Linked DNA regions of Homo sapiens: region 2 is linked to region 1. Evidence: chromatin loops called from intact Hi-C (ENCODE). Cell type or tissue: heart right ventricle. All regions are shown on one strand. Links, peaks and the distances in the headings refer to the core of each region. The heading gives the core; the rest is flanking DNA.

Evidence for each region. A loop is a pair of places that touch in the nucleus more often than their neighbours do. Peaks named below come from ENCODE experiments on the same cell type or tissue, not always from the same donor. Only the 100,000 strongest peaks of a DNase experiment are listed, where the experiment ranks them.
Region 2: it touches region 1 in a loop (2.7-fold over the local background); 16 of 110 quality-filtered maps call a loop at or near these places.

Annotation. Positions count from the first base shown.
Region 1 is chr22:21,762,350-21,773,004 of GRCh38, reverse strand. MAPK1 (mitogen-activated protein kinase 1) reads left to right here. Exons shown (of 9, transcript NM_002745.5): 7 at 23-132; 8 at 3,685-3,810; 9 at 8,765-10,655. The coding sequence ends at 3,801. Among named protein-coding and RNA genes, the nearest start is that of YPEL1, 32 kb to the right of the region's middle. RefSeq lists enhancers at 5,854-5,923, 8,234-8,283, 8,294-8,343. In heart right ventricle, for the core only: no CTCF peak of the experiment used is centred there; a DNase peak (open chromatin) is centred at 5,708.
Region 2 is chr22:21,869,795-21,880,449 of GRCh38, reverse strand. No RefSeq gene overlaps it. Among named protein-coding and RNA genes, the nearest start is that of MAPK1, 7.5 kb to the right of the region's middle. In heart right ventricle, for the core only: no CTCF peak of the experiment used is centred there; no DNase peak of the experiment used is centred there.

The sequences.
Region 1 (10,655 bases), core at 1,839-9,838:
TGCAAAACCTTTCTCTTTATAGCTCTGGACTTATTGGACAAAATGTTGACATTCAACCCACACAAGAGGATTGAAGTAGAACAGGCTCTGGCCCACCCATATCTGGAGCAGTATTACGACCCGAGTGACGAGGTAAGAGCTCATGTTCCTGGCTGCTGCTTCAGGGACATAGATCAGCCAGCAGTGGACCAACCATATCTTGCTTAGATTTTCCTGAGATATACCTGCTGCCATACCCGGTTCTTCCAACAAGCCCACCTTTGCCTTGAGGACGAGTGCTGTGGGGCACAGCTTGAAATCCCTCCCCCCGTAACTCTGTCTATCTCAGAAGACTTCCTCCAGGCCACCTGCAACAGGTAGGGGCGGGGTAAACGCATGTATAAAGGGGACAGCTGCACCAGTATGGAGCACAGAGGGCATGGGTCTGAGACTGGAGGCCATTGTCATGGTGTGACAGGAAGAGACACCTGAAGTGAAGTGCTGGCCCTGAGGATGGCCGGGGTGGAGAGGAGGTGGGCAGCCTGCTGACAGGGACAGCACACAGAGTGGGGAGGGAAGTCAACTTGGACAGTTTCCACTGTGGCTTGGCGACTCCATGTCGGGTGTGCTATTCCCTAGAGACAAGGACACGAGAGCCTGTTGTAAGAAGTGATGAGGCCAGAGTGGATATGGCAGCTCTTCAGAGCAGGCAGGGCATTCAGGTAGAAGATGCTGCATGTCATGTTCTCCCCAAGACAGTCCTAGTGCCTTGGCTCTCTGGTGTCTCTGGGGTTCAATTTTAACTTTATTCTCTGGAGGATAACAAAGAAAAATGCAATATGAACCAAAAGTTTGGATTGTTGTAGTTGAGGCTCATATGCACAGAGAATAGTCTTTACCCTCCTATTTTTGAAAGAATCAGCTTTCCCTTCCACATCCATCTCTCTGCCTCCAGCAACAAGTTAGGCAGCTTGTGAAATACCTACAACATAGCCAGTAACACAGAATAGGAGAGAATACAGGTTTGGGGCTCTTACAAGCTTAGTGGGCTGGAGATTTCCCAAGCTTCCGAGTCCAAATCAGCTGGCTGGGGTGGTGGGTGATGCGTGTAGGACACCTCCTGTGATCCCAGATGCATAGCCCTCCTTCGGGCTGAGCTATTTATTCTTCTGGACATGAGTCCTTCTCCCCTTTCAGATGGCCAAAGCTTAGTGCAGAGTTTGGGGTCTGTGCTTCCTCCCCCTAAAGGCCCCATGTGAGGATTACATGGGTGAGAGGTGAGATTCTAGGCATTCACTGATTGACAGCTGGTATTATCATCAGCTTAGTTCTGTAACATTGCATTAGTTCACGGGCATTTAAAAATCAAAATGTGGCCAGGCATGGTGGCTCACACCTGTAGTCCCAGCTATTCAGAAGGCTGAGGTGGAAAGATCTCTTGAGCCCAGGAGATCGAGGTTTCAGTGAGCTGTGATCACACCACTGCACTCCAGCTTCGGTGACAGAGCAAAACTCTTTCTCTAAAAAATAATAATCAGTTTGTCACTGAGTGTGTATGGGGTTCTTTGATCTAAATAGACAGTTTATATTTTACTTAAATAGCTTTCTGGAGTATGGTTAAAAATTAAAATGGGGGCTGGGCGCAGTGGCTCACGCCTGTAATCCCAGCACTTTGGGAGGCCGAGGCAGGAGGATCACTTGAGGTCAGGAGTTCAAGCCCAGCCTGGCCAACATGGGGAAACCCCGTCTCTACTAAAAATACAAAAATAGCTGGGCGTGGTAGTACATGTTTGTAATCCCAGCTACTCTGGAGGCTGAGGCATAAGAATTGCTTGACCCCGGGAAGCAGAGGTTGCAGCGAGCCAAGATCATGCCAGTACACACCAGCCTAGGCAATAGAATGAGACTCAGTCTCAAAAAAAAAAATGGGGCCAGGTATGGTGGCTCACACTTGTAATCACAGCACTTTGGGAGGCCAAGGTTGGTGGATCACCTGAGGTTAGGAGTTCGAGACCAGCCTGGCCAACATAGTGAAACCCTGTCTCTACTAAAAATACAAAAATTAGCCAAGTGTGGTGCCAGGCGCCTATAATCCCAGGTACTCCGGAGGCTGAGGCAGGAGAATCGCTTGAACCCAGGAGGCAGAGGTTGCAGTAAGCCGGGATCGTACCACTGCACTCCAGCCTGGGCAACAAAGCGAGGTTTTGTATAGAAAAAAAAAGAGAAAAGCAAACTTGTAAGAAAATACAGGAGAGATTTTTTTCATACTACAAATATGTAGCTTTATAATCTTGTTACAGTTACTAACATTTTGGAGTATTTCCTTCTCAGTCTTGTATTTCTGTATCTAAATTTTAAAAATAAAATAGTTTTCATTCTCTTGACACAACATAGGCATTTTCCTATTAATCTTCCTTGCAGCTTAATTTTGTTTTCTTTTTTGAGATGGAGTCTTGCTCTGTCACCAGGCCAGGCTGGAGTACCGTGGTGTGATCTCGGCTCACTTCAACCTCCACCTCCCAGGTTCAAGCAATTCTCCTGCCTCAGCCTCCCGAGTAGCTGGGACTACAGGCACGCACCACCACACCCAGCTAATTTTTGTATTTTTAGTAGAGACGGAGTTTCACTGTGTTGGCCAGGATGGTCTCAATATCTTGACCTCATGATCCACCTGCCTCGGTCTCCCAAAGTGCTGGGATTACAGGTGTGAGCCACCGTGCCTGGCCAGTTTTTTTTATTTTTCTTTGAGATGGAATCTTGCTCTGTTGCCTCGGCCAGAGTGCCGTGGCGCAATCTCGGCTCACTGCAACCTCCGCCTCCTGGATTCAAGCAATTCTCCTTCCTCAGCCTCCCGAGTAGCTGGGACGACGGGGGCCTGCCACCATGCCTAGCTAATTTTTGTGTATTTTTAGTAGAGATGGAGTTTCACTATGTTGGTCAGGCTGGTCTCATGATCCTCCCACCTTGGCCTCCCAACGTGCTGGGATTACAGATGTGAGCCACTGCGCCTGGCCTTGCAGCTTAATTTTTAACAGCTCTAAGATGTTTTTTCATACAAAGATACCATGATTTATTTAATGAAATGCATGTATTTTAGTATTATGGGTGTTGATTGGATAAACGTACCACCACCCCAACAGCAGCACATTTCTCTTATTTCGACATTCACTGCCTTAAAACATTTAAAAATTATTCTGGGATTTGTGGTAAGTTCAGAAAAACACTTGAAACAGATTCAGTTGCTCCCAGGCTAAGTGTTTATGAGAACTTGAGGAGTGTGGGCACAACTCTCAGTCTCTCTCTGTCACCCAGACTGGAGTGCAGTGGCACGATCTCAGCTCACTGCAACCTCTGCCTCCTGGGTTCAAGCGATTCTCCTGCCTCAGCCTCCTGAGTAGCTGAGATTATAGGCGTGCACCACCACACTCGGCTAATTTTTTGTATTTTTGGTAGAGATGGGGTTTCACCATGTTGGGCCAGGCTGGTCTCGAACTCCTGACCTCAAGTGATCCGCCTGCCTCAGCCTCCCAAAATGCTGGGATTACAGGTGTGAGCCACCGCGCCCGGCCATCAACTCTTAAGTTTTTATGAGACATCAGTCCTGTTGTAAATTCAGAATCTGAGCAGTGGTCATTTTATGAATCAGTAAATTACTGCCTTACCCATAACAACTTTGACTGTTAAATGTTTTGTTTTCTTTTAAAGCCCATCGCCGAAGCACCATTCAAGTTCGACATGGAATTGGATGACTTGCCTAAGGAAAAGCTCAAAGAACTAATTTTTGAAGAGACTGCTAGATTCCAGCCAGGATACAGATCTTAAATTTGTCAGGTACCTGGAGTTTAATACAGTGAGCTCTAGCAAGGGAGGCGCTGCCTTTTGTTTCTAGAATATTATGTTCCTCAAGGTCCATTATTTTGTATTCTTTTCCAAGCTCCTTATTGGAAGGTATTTTTTTAAATTTAGAATTAAAAATTATTTAGAAAGTTACATATATTCTCCTAGGAATCTCTCTCTCGTTTATTAGAAACTCCAAGTACCTCCTTTACTCTCAAGGGTAGTGAATGTGATTATTTGGAAACAACTTTTTCATATTCCAGATTGTTCATCTTTGGGTTCTCATCCTTTCCTTGCTGCCTGTCCAGAGCAGTTTCACAGTTACATGAGCATCTCTCTGGAAAGGGTTCGCCTCAGGACTCCCTCCCATGGAAAGCAGAGCCACCAGTTAAATAAATTTAGTATTAGAGTCCTCTGTGCCTGCCCCTTCAGAAACTCCTAGCTGGGACCTGGTTCTACAGTTGATGTCACATGCAAGGGGCCCAGACCCTGTTACCAGTTCAGACTAGCAGTGTAGGCTGGAGAGCTGGAGAAACTTCATCCAGGAGATGGAGGCTGGGCTGGCCAGTCAGGGGGATTTACATGGGCCTGCACAGAAGCTACATGTGCTTAGATCATAAGGGAAGGTGAACAATGTGACAATATTGGTAGATTTTAAAAATTGAGCAGGCCCAACACAATGGCTCATGCCTATAATCCCAGCACTTTGAGAGGCTGAGGGGAGAGGATCGCTTGAATCTCAGAGTCCAAGGCTGCAATGAGCTATGATTGTATCACTGCACTCCATCCTGGGTGAACCCTGTGTCAGAAAAGAAAAGTATACAGGAAAAGAATGCAAATCTTGATTTTAGAGAGTATGTGACAAGAGGAGAGAGAACTGGACTTGTGTTTAGAACTCTATAGAAAGAAGCAGTGAATAAAGAATTGTGGGCCAGGTGCGGTGGCTCACACCTGTAATCCCAGCACTTTGGGAGGCCGAGGCAGGTGGATCACGAGGTCAGGAGATCGAGACCACGGTGAAACCCCGTCTCTACTAAAAATACAAAAAATTAGCTGGGCACAGTGGCAGGCGCCTGTAGTCCCAGCTACTCGGGAGGCTGAGGCAGGAGAATGGCGTGAACCCGGGAGGCGGAGCTTGCAGCAAGCCGAGATTGCGCCACTGCACTCCAGCCTGGGCGACAGAGCAAGACTCCGTCTCAAAAAAAAAAAAAAAAAAAAAGAATTGTGAGCCAAGGTAGAAGCAGTTGCTGGGGAGATGCTTTGGACAGAACCGTGTTGCAGTTAGAGGCGTCCATTCCCCGTCAGTAAGAACAAAGAACCAAGTAGACATGAGCTGAGGACTGACATGACCAACTCAGCCTCCAAGCAGATAGCCCTGAAAGCCAGGCAGGGCAACAGAACGAGGAATTGGTAGGGAATAGACACTAGTAGTTTGGGGGCCGGAAAATGGTGTTTTCAAAAGTCTGACATCAAAGCAGGAGGGGTTGAAATGAGGGAATACTGGGTAGGAGATCAGCTAAGAACAAATGCCTGGTCTTCCATACCAAAGGGGCCGTAGCCTTGGACTAGAAATGAAGTGGTGAGAAGCGGCAAATTCAAGAGGAGGAGGAAAGGCAAAGTCTTAAAGACTCCAAGTTTTCTAAACCTACCAACTTGGGGGAGGCAGGGCTGCTGGCACTGTTAAGCCCTCACTTAGCCTGCTGTTAACACCAGACGCACCCCAAAAGACGATCTCTCAAACCCAAGGGAAGTGTTGTGGAGTCACGCGAACAGGACGTGCAGTGGACTGCTAGCCATAAGCCTTGCGGAGTGACTGAGAAAGAAGCCTGTTATCAGCAGGGGCTGAGCTGGTTCATGTCTTCTGTTGCCCCATACACATGTGGCTCTCTAGTGGAGGAGGTGTTAGCCACAGTGATTTGCACAATCACTCACTGACAGAAAGCTGGGCCCCAGGATCCAACCATTTTCACACCTGCAGTCCCCACAGAACTTCCTTCCTGGCTCCTCTGTGAGGTGCTCACAGTGGAGCAATTGTCTCTGTTTCTCAAGAGTCCGTCCCTCTCCCTCCGTGAGGCTCCAGGACACACTCCCAGTGTCTGTACAAGGTCAGGTTAACTAGACCTTGGTCAGCCCGCTGCCTTTCCTCTACAGCAGCGGCGTGGGGTAGTCATAACAGACCTGGATGGCCTGTGAGGCCTGCCCTTCTGTGAAGAGCACTCTCTTGCCGTTTACAGAACCTAGAATATTGAGCTGAGCAACTTCTGTTGCTTTTCTTCCTTCACAGTTCCTTTCACAGTCATTTTCCCTCAGCCAGGTGGTGGCTTGTGAGCATCTCATCTCTGTCGCTTCAGGTCAGGCGGCAGTGCTGCCTGCTTAGTCTGCATTAGACACTAACAGCAAACGCGGCAAGCAGGACCTAAACACAGCCTCAGAGGGGCCCATGTAGTAGGGGAGAAAGACACACACACACACAACTGTGCACATTTTTAGTATAAAAGAGCTTCTGGGGTTGACGTGATAATTTGTTTTTCATCATTTAATCAGCATTGAGCACTTCCTTTCGCCAGTTAGGAAAGGAACAAAGATGAATAAAACCCAGGTTTTGCTTTCCAGCAGCCTCATAGCAGGAAATGTAAACAACAAGGAGTATACAGAGTCCCAGAGATGGACACAGGCATGGTGGGTCCCAGAGAGTAAGGCAGACATTAAAGCCTCACAGAGTGTGGCCGACTCGCGGCAGTTGTGCTGCAGCTGAAACCTGACAGTTGGGTTCTTTGCTGGTTGGGGAGGGGCACAGCTGTGTGGACCCTGGAAGGCGGGCATGCCAGACAGCTGGGCAAGAGGGGGGCTGCAGAGAAAGAGGCCAGCCCAGGCTGTGGCCCTTGCTTCCCCAGGAGGCCAGCTCTCCCTCACAGGTAGCTGCCTGACCTGAAGCAGTGGCTCAGGTGACTCTGGTGGCAGTAAGGATGCAGGAGGACCTCTGAGAGCAGGGACTTGGGGGAAAACTGGTCAGGCCACTGAAGAGACAGGCAGCACCGCAGGCACAAGGATGGCAAGACAGAGGCAGGGTTGCTCCTGAGGCCACAGGGCGCAGTTGCTGGCAGAACGCCTCCTGAAGCCAGCTTTGCAAGGCGGGGGACCAGTATCCCTCTCAGGTCCACCACCACTCTGAGAGTCCCGGCGTGGCAAGGACAGTCACCTCTGTGCGTTGTTCATTTGCTCCAGACACAGAAGACACACAGATGCTCCCTATGTGCTTATAGCATGATTTTTTTTCCCAACATTCTTTTAGTGACAGTTTTCAACTATTCTGAAAAGTTGAAGGAATTTAAAGTAGACACCCATATTCCCACCACCTAGATTATACAGTTAACATTAACATCTTACTTGTTTTCTCATAGATCTGTCCATCTGTTCCTCTATCCACCCATCAACCCATCGCATTTTATCCATTCATTGCAAAGGACGTTGCCAACGTCTAGACTGACTTACAATTTAGTCATCTAGAATATCACATGAATCCAGGGGAAGCTGGGGCTGGGTTGGCTGATTAAACTATGGGATAGGTTCTTTCATAAACATTTCATTTTGGTGATCACAACAGAATTTTGGGAAGTCAGCATGCATCCATGTTTATAATTGAGGAAACTGAAGACAGGAGCCTTTGAGCACTTCGCTCAAAATTGTACATCAAGTGGCAAAACTAGGCAGAGAATCCAGGTATTTTGGACCCAGAATGTCATTTTCTTGAAATGTTTGCCAGCATGAAACAGTGGCAGGCTGCACACTGCCTGTGATTAGCCTTGCTCCTTGGGAAAGTTCTCAGGACTCATTCACAATACTAAGGAGCATTGTCTCTGAGTTCCCAGCCCACACACTGGAGATCAGGAGCTCTGAATTGGAGAGCTCAGGAGGTAAAGGTGTAATAAAACATGGGAACACTGGGAGGGCACGGTTGACCGTTTGGCTGCAGCAAGAAAGGCTTAGAAACATACACCCCAGGACCACAGAGCACAGCTGTGGGGCCCCTTTGGTAGAGGAAGCAATGAAGTGATATTTGTAGTGGTGGCCGAAAGGTCTTAAAAAAGGGTCAAATTATATTCATTGTATTTTGCTTAAGGGGGTCAGTTTTAGAAATGTTTCCATGGGCAAGTTTAAAAGCTGATCATGCCTACTACCTGTGACAAGCCTCATTCCTACCCAGCCCATGTCCTCAGTCTCCTACCCTGTGAGGCGGGTGAAGGTAGAGGTCAGTGCTCAACTTCCTTCTTCATCTGCCTGATTGTGAATTTTCTCAGGTGGATTGATCACTAGGGGCATGAACCGCATTTCCCTTTGGTTTATTGAAGATGAAAGCATTTTAGGGCAGCTTTAATTTCCTGCCAACCCGTAGGTTTGGCTGCAGTTCACCTCTACATAAAAGAGACCACTTCTCCCTCTTAGCCCATCTCCAAGTCCACAGTTTGGCTATAGTTAGCCCATTCTTCTTGCCCCACCTCCTGAGTGGCAGATGGAAACCACAGCTCTGAAAGTGCTCTGTGAAATAGTAAGTGATACTCTGCTAGATTTTCATGCACTAGTGTTGGATATCTTACGGTAAATAAAGGACATCTTAGGAACACTGCAGTCAGCGTAGGCTGGGGGAGTGGCGTCTTTCCTATGAGTGTTGTGGAAACCACCTCAGAACTGTCTGAGAGGAGGTGCCTGTGGAGTGAGGGCTGACCCTGGCCCCTTCAGAACTGCCATGTGTTATCCTTGCCCAAATGTGTCCAAAGAAATGGCCATTTTGCAGGAGTCTTTTTTCCCTTTTCTGTTTTCATAATGCTATTGCTGCTGCTGCTGTTTTAATGTGGTTCACTGTTGTCACTTTTGTGTTTTGTGATGCTGATGATGATGCTGTTTTCACATGGCTCACTCTTAACTCAGTGGTCTGTTTGTGTTTCTATAGGACAAGGGCTCAGAGGACTGGACGTGCTCAGACATCGGTGTTCTTCTTCCCAGTTCTTGACCCCTGGTCCTGTCTCCAGCCCGTCTTGGCTTATCCACTTTGACTCCTTTGAGCCGTTTGGAGGGGCGGTTTCTGGTAGTTGTGGCTTTTATGCTTTCAAAGAATTTCTTCAGTCCAGAGAATTCCTCCTGGCAGCCCTGTGTGTGTCACCCATTGGTGACCTGCGGCAGTATGTACTTCAGTGCACCTACTGCTTACTGTTGCTTTAGTCACTAATTGCTTTCTGGTTTGAAAGATGCAGTGGTTCCTCCCTCTCCTGAATCCTTTTCTACATGATGCCCTGCTGACCATGCAGCCGCACCAGAGAGAGATTCTTCCCCAATTGGCTCTAGTCACTGGCATCTCACTTTATGATAGGGAAGGCTACTACCTAGGGCACTTTAAGTCAGTGACAGCCCCTTATTTGCACTTCACCTTTTGACCATAACTGTTTCCCCAGAGCAGGAGCTTGTGGAAATACCTTGGCTGATGTTGCAGCCTGCAGCAAGTGCTTCCGTCTCCGGAATCCTTGGGGAGCACTTGTCCACGTCTTTTCTCATATCATGGTAGTCACTAACATATATAAGGTATGTGCTATTGGCCCAGCTTTTAGAAAATGCAGTCATTTTTCTAAATAAAAAGGAAGTACTGCACCCAGCAGTGTCACTCTGTAGTTACTGTGGTCACTTGTACCATATAGAGGTGTAACACTTGTCAAGAAGCGTTATGTGCAGTACTTAATGTTTGTAAGACTTACAAAAAAAGATTTAAAGTGGCAGCTTCACTCGACATTTGGTGAGAGAAGTACAAAGGTTGCAGTGCTGAGCTGTGGGCGGTTTCTGGGGATGTCCCAGGGTGGAACTCCACATGCTGGTGCATATACGCCCTTGAGCTACTTCAAATGTGGGTGTTTCAGTAACCACGTTCCATGCCTGAGGATTTAGCAGAGAGGAACACTGCGTCTTTAAATGAGAAAGTATACAATTCTTTTTCCTTCTACAGCATGTCAGCATCTCAAGTTCATTTTTCAACCTACAGTATAACAATTTGTAATAAAGCCTCCAGGAGCTCATGACGTGAAGCACTGTTCTGTCCTCAAGTACTCAAATATTTCTGATACTGCTGAGTCAGACTGTCAGAAAAAGCTAGCACTAACTCGTGTTTGGAGCTCTATCCATATTTTACTGATCTCTTTAAGTATTTGTTCCTGCCACTGTGTACTGTGGAGTTGACTCGGTGTTCTGTCCCAGTGCGGTGCCTCCTCTTGACTTCCCCACTGCTCTCTGTGGTGAGAAATTTGCCTTGTTCAATAATTACTGTACCCTCGCATGACTGTTACAGCTTTCTGTGCAGAGATGACTGTCCAAGTGCCACATGCCTACGATTGAAATGAAAACTCTATTGTTACCTCTGAGTTGTGTTCCACGGAAAATGCTATCCAGCAGATCATTTAGGAAAAATAATTCTATTTTTAGCTTTTCATTTCTCAGCTGTCCTTTTTTCTTGTTTGATTTTTGACAGCAATGGAGAATGGGTTATATAAAGACTGCCTGCTAATATGAACAGAAATGCATTTGTAATTCATGAAAATAAATGTACATCTTCTATCTTCACATTCATGTTAAGATTCAGTGTTGCTTTCCTCTGGATCAGCGTGTCTGAATGGACAGTCAGGTTCAGGTTGTGCTGAACACAGAAATGCTCACAGGCCTCACTTTGCCGCCCAGGCACTGGCCCAGCACTTGGATTTACATAAGATGAGTTAGAAAGGTACTTCTGTAGGGTCCTTTTTACCTCTGCTCGGCAGAGAATCGATGCTGTCATGTTCCTTTATTCACAATCTTAGGTCTCA
Region 2 (10,655 bases), core at 1,703-9,702, 110 kb before region 1:
ACCTCCGCCTCCTGGTTTCAAGCAATTCTGCCTCAGCCTCCTGAATAGCTGGGACTACAGGCGCACGCCACTATGCCCAGCTAATTTTTGTATTTAGAGTAGAGACGGGGTTTTGCCATGTTGGCCAGGATGGTCTCGATCTCTTGACCTCGTGATCCGCCCACCACAGCCTCCCAAAGTGCTGGGATTACAGGCATTAGTCACCGTGCCCGGCCTATTTTTTGAATTTTTTTAGAGACAGGGTCTCACTTTGTTGCCCAGGCTGGTCTCAAACTCCTGGCCTCAGGCAATTTTCTCACCTCTGCTTCCTAAAGGGCTGAGATTGCGGGTGTTAGCCATCATGCTCCTGGCCTGTTACTGTATTATTTCCTTTCTGGTTGAAACCTTTTTTTTTTTTTTGAGAGACAGAGTCTCACTCGCCCAAGATGGAGTGCAACGGCCCAATTTCGGCTCACTGCAACCTTTGCCTCCTGGGCTCAAGTGATTCTCCTGCCTCAGCCTTCCAAGTAGCTGGGATTACAGGCACCTGCCACCACGCCTGGCTAATTTGGGTTTCACCATGTTGGCCAGGCTGGTCTTGAACTGCTGACCTCAAGTGATCCACCTGCCTCAGCCTCCCAAAGTGCTGGGATTATAGGTGCTAGCCACTGCACCTGGCTTCCCGACTGAAACCTTTTTTTTTTTTTAAATGGAGTCTCACTCGTCGCCCAGGCTGGAGAGCAATGACGCGATTTCGGCTCACTGCAACCTCTGCCTCCCAGGTTCAAGTGATTCTCCTCGCTCAGCCTCCTCCAAGTAGCTGGGATTACAGGCATGCACCACCACGCCCAGCTAATTTTTGTATTTTTAGTAGAGACAGGGTTTCACCATGTTGGCCAGGCTGGTCTCCAAACTCCTGACTTCAGTTGATCCGCCCTCCTCGGCCTCCCAAAGTGCTGGGATTACAGGTGTAAGCCACCGCGTCCGGCCATCTGACTGAAATCTTAGTAGAATGTCTGCTAATGTTCTAATAAAGCACTTAGTAGGATGTTTGTTAATTTTAAACTTCGTATGATTGTTCATTTGTTAAACTGTGCTGTGATCAGAGGATTTGACCTCAACAATTTTTGCTTATTTGGATTTATTAAAAAATTTTGTGGGCCAGGTGTGGTAGCTCATGCCTGTAATCCCAGCACTTTGGGAGGCCGAGGTGGGCAGATCACCTGAGGGCTGGAGTTGGAGACCAGCCTGGCAAACATGGTGAAACCCAGTCTCTACTAAAAATACAAAACTTAGGGCGTGGCAGTGGGTGCCTGTGATCACAGCTACTTGGGAAGCTGAGGCAGGAGAATTGCTTGAACCAGGGAGATGGAGGTTGCAGTGAGCTGAGACCGTGCCACTGCACTCCAGCCTGGGCAACAGAGCGAAACTACATCTCAAAAAAAAAAAAAAACAAACAAACAAATTTTGTGGTCCAGTAAAGGATAAGTTGTTGTCAATGTTCCAGAGATACTGGGAGTGGTGGTGATGTATTTTATGTAGGTGGAGGACACAGCGTAAGTTTTTATACCTTACTAATTCTGCTGTTTAGCTCATCTTTATTTTTGTTTATATGTCACAGTCTGATAATGGTATATCATATTTTACTATAATTATAGTTCACTGCAGCCTCAAACTCCTGAGCTCAAGCCATCCTTCCATGTCAGTCTCCCAAGTAGATAGGACTGCAGATGCATGCCACCACACGTGACTAATTTTTAAAACTTTTTTTTTTTAGAGAGGGGCTTCGCTACATTGCCCAGGATGATCTGTAACTCCTGGCCTCAAGAAATCCTCCTGCTTTGGCCTCCCAAAACACTGGGATTACAGGTGTGAGCCTCTGAGCCCAGCCTATAACTGTGTTTCTATTAGCTGTGTTCCTATAGACTTTTTTTTTTTTTTTTTGAGACGGAGTCTCGCTCTGTCGCCCAGGCCGGACTGCGGACTGCAGTGGCGCAATCTCGGCTCACTGCAAGCTCCGCTTCCCGGGTTCACGCCATTCTCCTGCCTCAGCCTCCCGAGTAGCTGGGACTACAGGCGCCCGCCACCGCGCCCGGCTAATTTTTTGTATTTTTTTAGTAGAGACGGGGTTTCACCTTGTTAGCCAGGATGGTCTCGATCTACTGACCTCATGATCCACCCGCCTCGGCCTCCCAAAGTGCTGGGATTACAGGCGTGAGCCACCGCGCCCGGCCGACTTTTTTTTTTTTTTAAAGAGACAAGATCTTGTTATGTTGCCCAGGCTGGAATGCAGTGCATATTCACAAGCATGATCATATGGCACTACAGCTTCAAACTTCCAGTCTTAATAGTCTTAAGTGATCCTCCAGCCTCTGTCTCCTGAGTAGCTGGGACGATAGGTATGTGCCACCACACCCGGCTCTGCTTCTTGTTTTGTGTTGTTATGTTATTTGGTGCCTTTAGTTTCACAATGCCTTTTTTTTTTTTTGAGACAGGATTTTGCTCTGTTGGCCAGGCTGGAGTGCAGTGATGTGATCATAGCTTACCGCAGCCTCTAACTCCTGAGCTTAAGGGATTCTCCTGCCTCAGCCTCCTGGATAGCTGGAACTACAAGTGTGTACCACCACACTCAGTTAATTTTTTAATTTTTATTTTTGTAGAGACAGAGTCTTGCTATGTTGACCTGGCTGGTCTTGAACTCCTGGCCTCAAGTAATCCTCCCACCTCAGCCTCTCAAAGCAGTGGGATTACAGGTGTGAGCCACCATGTCCAGTAACAAAGCCTTTTTATATTATATATATTATTAGTATACATACTACTAATATGTATATATATGCATATACATACTATATATATACACACACATAAATAGGCATATCTTTTTAAACAACAGTATATATTCAGTTTGCTTTTTGATGTGATCTGAAGTTTTAATATTTTAAATAGTAATTTTAGAAGTTTACATTTTTACTTGTTTACATTTGGCTTGTTATACGTAATCTAACCTTTGCTCATCTAATTTTCTAATTTTCTGGTGTTTTGATATTCTTGTTTATAATTTCTTGCCATTTCTTTTTTTAATTTACAAATGTGAGGAAAGTATCTAGTATACTTCCTAAGACTCTTGATTTTTGCTGTATGAATTACGTTGTTCCTTTCGTCTCATGTAATGAATTATAAGGTATACATAAGGCTTTTTACACTGAAAAATTATATGAACTTATATATTTTTTTAAATAACTTTTATCCTCATGTTACATAAAACAAAGACATAGTCTCTGGCTTTTCTATCCTCTTTCTTCTCCCCTGGTTTCCACTGCATAATCTCAGGTTTAAAACCCTATTTTTAAAGATCTTCGTTCTCAACTTTTTATTTTGCATTTTGTTTGTTACCATAGCAACAATTATTTCAACTTATCAGTATCAGTCTCTACTGAGTGGTGTTTTTATTCCGTTATCTCTCTATCTTTAGCTAGTTTCAAGGCTCATTGCCAGTTCTTTTCTCTCATTTCATCATTCATGAGTTTCTGATTCATGTCTCACAATTTATTGCACAGTTCTGAGCAATTTCTGCAGAAAAATGAGTTAATTGGGTAGTGCATTAGTCAGAACTCTTATGGCTTTAAGTGACAGAAACCTAAAGTTCAGGCTTAGCTATATACAGCCTCAAACTGCAGCAGGAAGGAATTGTCTTCATCTCTGTCTTCCTCTCGGAGGGTGTTTCTTGCATCGTGGCATGTCTGGCCACAGACTCACATTCACTTCCCACCACCCCAGCAAAAAGGGAACACCTTTTTCCTAATAGTTTCTGCAAAAGTCTGAGCTGAATATCATTGGCTTGAATCAGGTCACATGCCCATCCTTTGAACCAATGTCTGTGTTCTGATTAGGGAGCCCTGGGTCACATGGTTCTCTTGAACTTGGGGATGAGGCCAGCCCTTCAAACTACATGAGTGCAGAAGGGACAGGTCACCAAATAAAAACTGGGTTGGCCAGGCATGGTGGCTCATGCCTGTAATCCCAGCACTTTGGGAGGCCGAGGTGGGCAGCTCAACTGAGGTCAGAAGTTTGAGACCAGCCTGGCCAACGTGGTGAAACCCCATCTCTACTAAAAATACAAAAATTAGCTGGGCATGGTGGTGAGTGCCTGTAATCCCACCTACTTTGGAGGCTGAGGCTGGAGAATCACTTGAACCCCGGAGGCGGAGGTTGCAGTGAGCCAAGATTGTGCCATTGCACTCCAGCGTGGATGACAAGAGCAAGACTCCATCTCAAAAAAAAAAAAATCTAGGTTGCTGCTACCAGAAGGAGGAGTCAATGCTGGGTAGATGTCCATTGTTTTCTAAGATTCTGCAGATCTGTGAATTATTGCCACCGTATTGAGTCAGTAAGAAAGACATTCAGGTAGTCGGCCTTATGCTTAGATGGTAGCTTAGTTATTGTCTTACCATGTTCCAGAGGCTAGTTCTCCACTGTGTTTCCAGAAACTTGTTGTTGTCGGAGCTAGATGATTGTTCCCTCTGGGCCTGGCTCATGCTAACCTGACTCAGTAGAGACCGATGAGACTAAACCCCATCTTAGAATGAACAGTCATTGCCATAGGACCCAAATGGGGTTGTCCTCTGGTCAGGGAACTTTCCCCATCAGAAAATCACAAGTGAACCCAAACTCTAATCATAAGGTTGCTTAGTGCCCATGGAACTAGGCAAGAGGCGCTCTCTGGAGAAAATTAACAGTCAGACGCATCATCCCATAACAGTGTGGTAGTTTTAAATGTCCACCAATGCTGGAATAGCGCAGAGACAACATGTTACAGGGAGGGAGACTGATACATGCTAAAACCAAAAGACACGAGAGTACTGAGGGTAGATTAGCATGGCTGGTGCGTGGAAAGCAAGGGTCAGGGAGAGAAGAGGAGATTAGGGTGGAGAGGTAGCCAGCAAAGCTCTCACTCTGAGTGTGATGGGGAGCCACTTAAGAAGGAGAGGGACAGGCTGGGTGCAGTGGCTCACGCCTGTAATCCTAGTACTTTGGGAGGCTGAGGCGGTGGATTGCCTGAGCTCAGGAGTGCGAGACCAGCCTGGGCAACACCTGTCTCTACTAAAATACAAAAAATTAGCTGAGCATGGCGGCATGCACCTGAAGTCCCAACTACTTGGGAGGTTGAGGCAGGAGAATTGCTTGAACCTGGGAGGCAGAGGTTACAGTGAGCCAAGATTGTGCCCCTGCACTCTAGCTTGGGCAACAGAACAAGACTCCACCTCAAAAAAAAAAAAAAAAAAAAAAAAGAAGGGGAGGGACAGCCAGTCGTGGTGGCTTATGCCTGTAAGCCTAGAACTTTGGGAGGCCAAAATGGGAGGATCATTTGAGGCTAGGAGTTTGAAACCAGCCTGGGTAACACGGTGAGATCTTGTCTCTACAAAAACTTTTAAAAATTAGCCAGGCATGGTGGTACGTGCCTGTAGTCCTGGCTACTTGGGAGGCTATGGCAGCAGGATGGCTTCAGCCCAGGAGTTCAAGGCTGCAGTGAGCTATGATTATACCACTGCACTCCAGCCTGGACAACAGAGCAAAACCCTGTCTCCTAAAAAATTAAAAAAAAAAAAAAGAAGAAGAAGAAGAGGAGGAGGGACAGTCAGATTTGTTGTGGAAAGATTGATCTGGGTTTAGGAGAAAGAAATGGCTGGGCGTGGTGGCTCCTGCCTGTAATCCCAGCACTTTGGGAGGCCGAGGCGGGCGGCTCATGAGGTCAGGAGATCAAGACCATCCTGGCTAACACGGTGAAACCCTGTCTCTACTAAAAATACCAAAAATTAGCCGGACGTGGTGGCAGGTGCCTGTAGTCCCAGCTACTCGGGAGGCTGAGGCAGGAGAATGGCATGAACCCGGGAGGCAGAGCTTGCAGTGAGCCGAGATCGCGCCACTGCACTCTAGCCTGGGCGACAGAGCGAGACTCCATCTCAAAAAAAAAAAAAAAAAAAAAGAGAAAGAAACAATTGGACCAGGGCACACTGAAAGCAGAAAACTTAATTAAGGATATTGTGGTAGCCTTGGTTAGAGAGTTGACACAACACATGAACCAGCAGAGTGGCACCGGGGATGAAGTGGTGACATTTAAAACAGTGCTTCTCAGCCAGGCACGGTGGCTCATGCCTGTAATCCCAGCACTTTGGGAGGCCGAGGTGGGCGGATCACCTCAGGTCAGGAGTGCAAGATCAGCCTGGCCAACATGGCAAAACCCTGTCTCTACCAAAAATACAAAAATTAGCTGGGTGTGGTGGTGGGCACCTGTAATCCTAGCTACTCAGGAGGCTGAGGCAGGAGAATTGCTTGAACCAGGGAAGCAAAGGTTGTAGTGAGTTGAGATTGTGCCACTGCACTCCAGCTTGGGTGACAGAGCAGAACTTCATCTCAAAAAAAAAGTAAAATAAATAAAAACAGTGCTTCTCAAAGTTTAACATGCATATCAATCACCTGGGTATCTTATTAAAATCCTGATTTTATTCAGGTTGGGTCTGAGATGCTGCATTTCTAACAAACTTGTGAATAATGCTGATGCTGCTGGTCTGGATACCACTTTTATTGTTTTTCGAGACATACTTTTTTTTGATGTTTGTCGATGTCTTGCTCTGTCTCCAAGGCTGGAATGCAGTGGTGCAATCACGGTTCATTGCAACCTCGACCTCCCAGCTAAGCTGATCCTCCCATCTCAGCCTCCTGAGTAGCTGGGGCCATGGGTGCCACTACGCTGGCTAGTTTTTTGTTTGTTTGTTTTTTTGAGATGGAGTTTTGCTCTGTTGCCTAGGCTGGAGTGCAGTGGCACGATCTTGGCTCATTGCAACCTCCGCCCCTCCTGGGTTCAATCAATTCTTGTGCCTCAGCCTCCTAAGTAGCTGGGATTACAGGGGTCTGCCACCATGCCTGACTAATTTTTGTATTTGTATTTTTTTTTTTTTTGAGGAGTCTCGCTCTGTCACCCAGGCTGGACTGCAGTGGCACTATCTCGGCTCACTGCAAGCTCCACCTCCCAGGTTCACGCCATTCTCCTGCCTCAGCCTCCCTAGTAGCTGGGACTACAGGCGCCCGCCACCACGCCCAGCTAATTTTTTGTATTTTTAGCAGAGACGGGGTTTCACCGTGTTAGCCGGGATGGTCTTGATCTCCTAACCTCGTGATCCGCCCGTCTCGGTCTCCCGAAGTGCTGGGATTACAGGTGTATTTGTATTTTTTTTTTTTGAGATGGAGTTTTGCTCTTGTCACCCAGGCTGGGGTGCAATGGCATGATCTTGGCTCACCGCAACCTCCGCCTCTCAGGTTCAAGTGATTCTCCTGCCTCAGCCTCCTGAGTAGCTGGAATTACAGGTGCATGCCACCACCATACCCAGCTAATTTTTGTATTTTTAGTACAGGCAGGGTTTCAACATGTTGGCCAGGCTGGTCTTGAACTCCTGACCTCAAGCGATCCACGCCACCTCGGCCTCCCAAAGTGCTGGGATTATAGATGTGAGCCACCACACCCGGCCACACCTGGCTAGTTGTAAAATTTTATGTAGAGATGGGGTCTCCCTATGTTGCCCAGTCTCAAACTCCTGAGCTCAAACAATCCTCCTGCCTCAGCCTCCCAAAGTGCTGGGATTACACACATGAGCTACCACACCTGGCCTGGAGATCAGACTTTAGGTAGTAAAGATTTCTGAACTATTAAAGAAACAGAATTTATAGTTCATAATTGATTGGATGGGGTACAGGGTAAGGCTTGAGGTAAAATGTGTTGTTAAAGATTATAGTGAACTCTCCAACTTAAGTGTCTGGGTGAAGGTGATGCTATCCACAGATACAAGATAAACAACAGGTTTAGGTGAGGTAGGTAACAGATAACATTTAGTGGGTACATAACATAATATGTGTCAGGCTCTTCACATATGTTGTCTTATGTACTCTGTCCAACAGACTTATGTGAGGTAGGCATTATTGTGATCCCATTTTAAGTCTGAGGAAAATGAGGACAAGGTCACACAGCTGGTAAGCAGAGCAGCCAAGATTCAAACAGTCTCAGCACAGAACTCATGCAGTTAACCAATGGTGGTTTAAATTTGTGGCACTGAAACACCTGTGGGATGTCACATGGAGCTGTCCTGTGTGCAGGTGGACATGCTGACCTGGAATTCAGGAGAGATCTTCTGAGCAATAAAGATCCAGGAAATGAGGGGCACGGTGGCTCACACCTGTATTCTTAGCACTTTGGGAGGCCGAGGTGGGCAGATCACGAGGTCAGGAGTTTGAGACCAGCCTGGCCAATATGGTGAAACCCCGCCTCTACTAAAAGTACAAAAAATAAATTAGCTGGGCGTGGTGGTGCATGCCTGTAATCCCAGCTACTCGGGAGGCTGAGGCAGAAAAATTGCTTGAACCTGGGAGGTGGAGGTTGCCGTGAGCCGAGATCACCCTACCACACTCCAGCCTGGGCAACAGAGTGAGACTCTGTCTCAAAAAAAAAAAAAAAAGATCTGGGAGGAAGGAGGTGCATACCAATAGTCCCAGTTACTTGGGAGGCTGAAGTAGGAGAATGGTTTGAGGCCAGGAGTTCAAAACCAGCCTGGGCAACAAGTGAGACCCCGTCTCTCTCTATTTTTTTTTTTTTTTTGAGATGGAGTCTCACTCTGTTACTCAGGCTAGAGTGCAGTGGTGTGATCTCTGCTCACTGCAACCTCCACCTCCTGAGTTCAAGAGACCTTCCCGCCTCAGCCTCCCAAGTAGCTGGGATTACAGGTATGAGCCACCATGCCTAACTAATTTTTCTGTATTTTTAGTAGAGACAGGGTTTTGTCATGTTGGCCAGGCTTATCTCAAACTCCTGACCTCAGGTGATCCGCCCACCTCGGCCTCCCAAAGTGCTGAATTATGGGCGTGGGCCACCGCGCCTGGCCCCCGTCTCCTTTTATATATAATTTTCCAAAAAAAAAAAAAAAAAAAAAAGATCTAGGAGGAATTAAGGCACTGGAGTGAATGAAATCATCTATGAAGGGTCAAAATCTACCCCTTCAAAGTGTTGTCAATCTTGTTCTATTTTCCTTTGTCTTTTAAGTGTTGCAGAGGAGAAATCTGAAGAAAGCCAGTTTTTAGCTTTTTTTTTGAGATGGAGTCTCGTTCTTGCCACCATCTATGAATCTATGAAGGGTCGAAACCTACCCCTTCAAAGTGTTGTCAATCTTGTTCTATTTTCCTTTGGCTTTTAAGTGTTGCAGAGGAAAAATCTGAATAAAGCCAGTTTTTAGCTTTTTTTTTTTTTAAATGGAGTCTCGTTCTTATCACCCAGACTGGAGTGCAATGGTGCAATCTCGGCTCACTGCAACCTATGCCTTCCGGGTTCAAGCGATTCTCCTGCCTTAGCCTCCCAAGTAGCTAGGATTACAGGTGCCAGCCATCATGCTCGGCTAATTTTTGTATTTTCAGTAGAGACAAGGTTTTACCACGTTGGCCAGGCTGGTCTCGAACTCCTGACCTCAGGTGATCCACCCGCCTCAGCCTCCCAAAGTGCTGGGATTACAGGTGTGAGCCACCTCGCCCAGCCATCTTTTTTTCCCCCGGAGACGGAATCTCACTCTGTTGCCCAGACTGGAGTGCAGTGGCACGATCTCGGCTCACTGCAACCTCCACCTCCTGGATTCAAGCAATTCTCCTGCCTCAGCCTCCCAAGAAGCTGGAATTACAGGCACACACCACCACACCCAGCTAATTTTTGTATTTTTAGAAGAGATGGGGTTTCGCCATGTTGGCCAGGCTGGTCTAGAACTCCTGACCTCATGATCCGCCCGCCTCGGCCTCCCAAAGTGCTGGGATTACAGGCACGAGCCACCGTGCCTGCTGGCCAGCTTTTTTATAAATAACATTTTTTTCCCTAATTGGGTCTATTAGTGTCTGTTCTTTATCCCTGAAACTTAATGATTTTCCCAGATTATGTGTTGTTGGTTTCTTCTTAATTTTTCTCAATCTCAGTGAACCCACTCTATTTCCCACCTCCACCTCAGACCTTTTTGCAACCTAAGGAAACTTTTCTCCTATTGTAATTTTGATTATTCGCTCTAACCGATTTGCTCTGTCTTCCTGTGGGGATGCCTAGAGTTAGAATCCCTAGATGCTGTCCATCCCCATTATCTTCTCTTACAGGATTCCATCACTTTGTTCTATATTCTTGAAAATTTTCTCATGTTTATCTTCTATATTGCTGATGTACTCTTCTGCATCAAGTCTACTTTTTTTTTTTTTTTTTTTGAGACGGAGTCTTGCTCTGTCACCCAGGTTGGAGTGCAGTGGCGTGACCTCGGCTCACTGCAAGCTCCGCCTCCCGGGTTGACGCCATTCTCCTGTCTCAGCCTCCGGAGTAGGTGGGACTACAGGCACTCGCCACCACGCCCGGCTAATTTTTTTTTTTTTTTTTTTTGTATTTTTAGTAGAGACGAGGTTTCACCATGTTAGCCAGGATGGTCTCGATCTCCTGACCTTGTGATCCGCCCATCTCGGCCTCCCAAAGTGCTGGGATTACAAGCGTGAGCCACCGCACCCGGCCTCTTTTTTTTTTTTTTTTTTGAGACGGAGTCTCACTCTGTGGCCCAGGCTGGAGTGCAGTGGCGCGATCTCAGCTCACTGTAACCTCTGCCTCCCGAGTTCAAGCAATT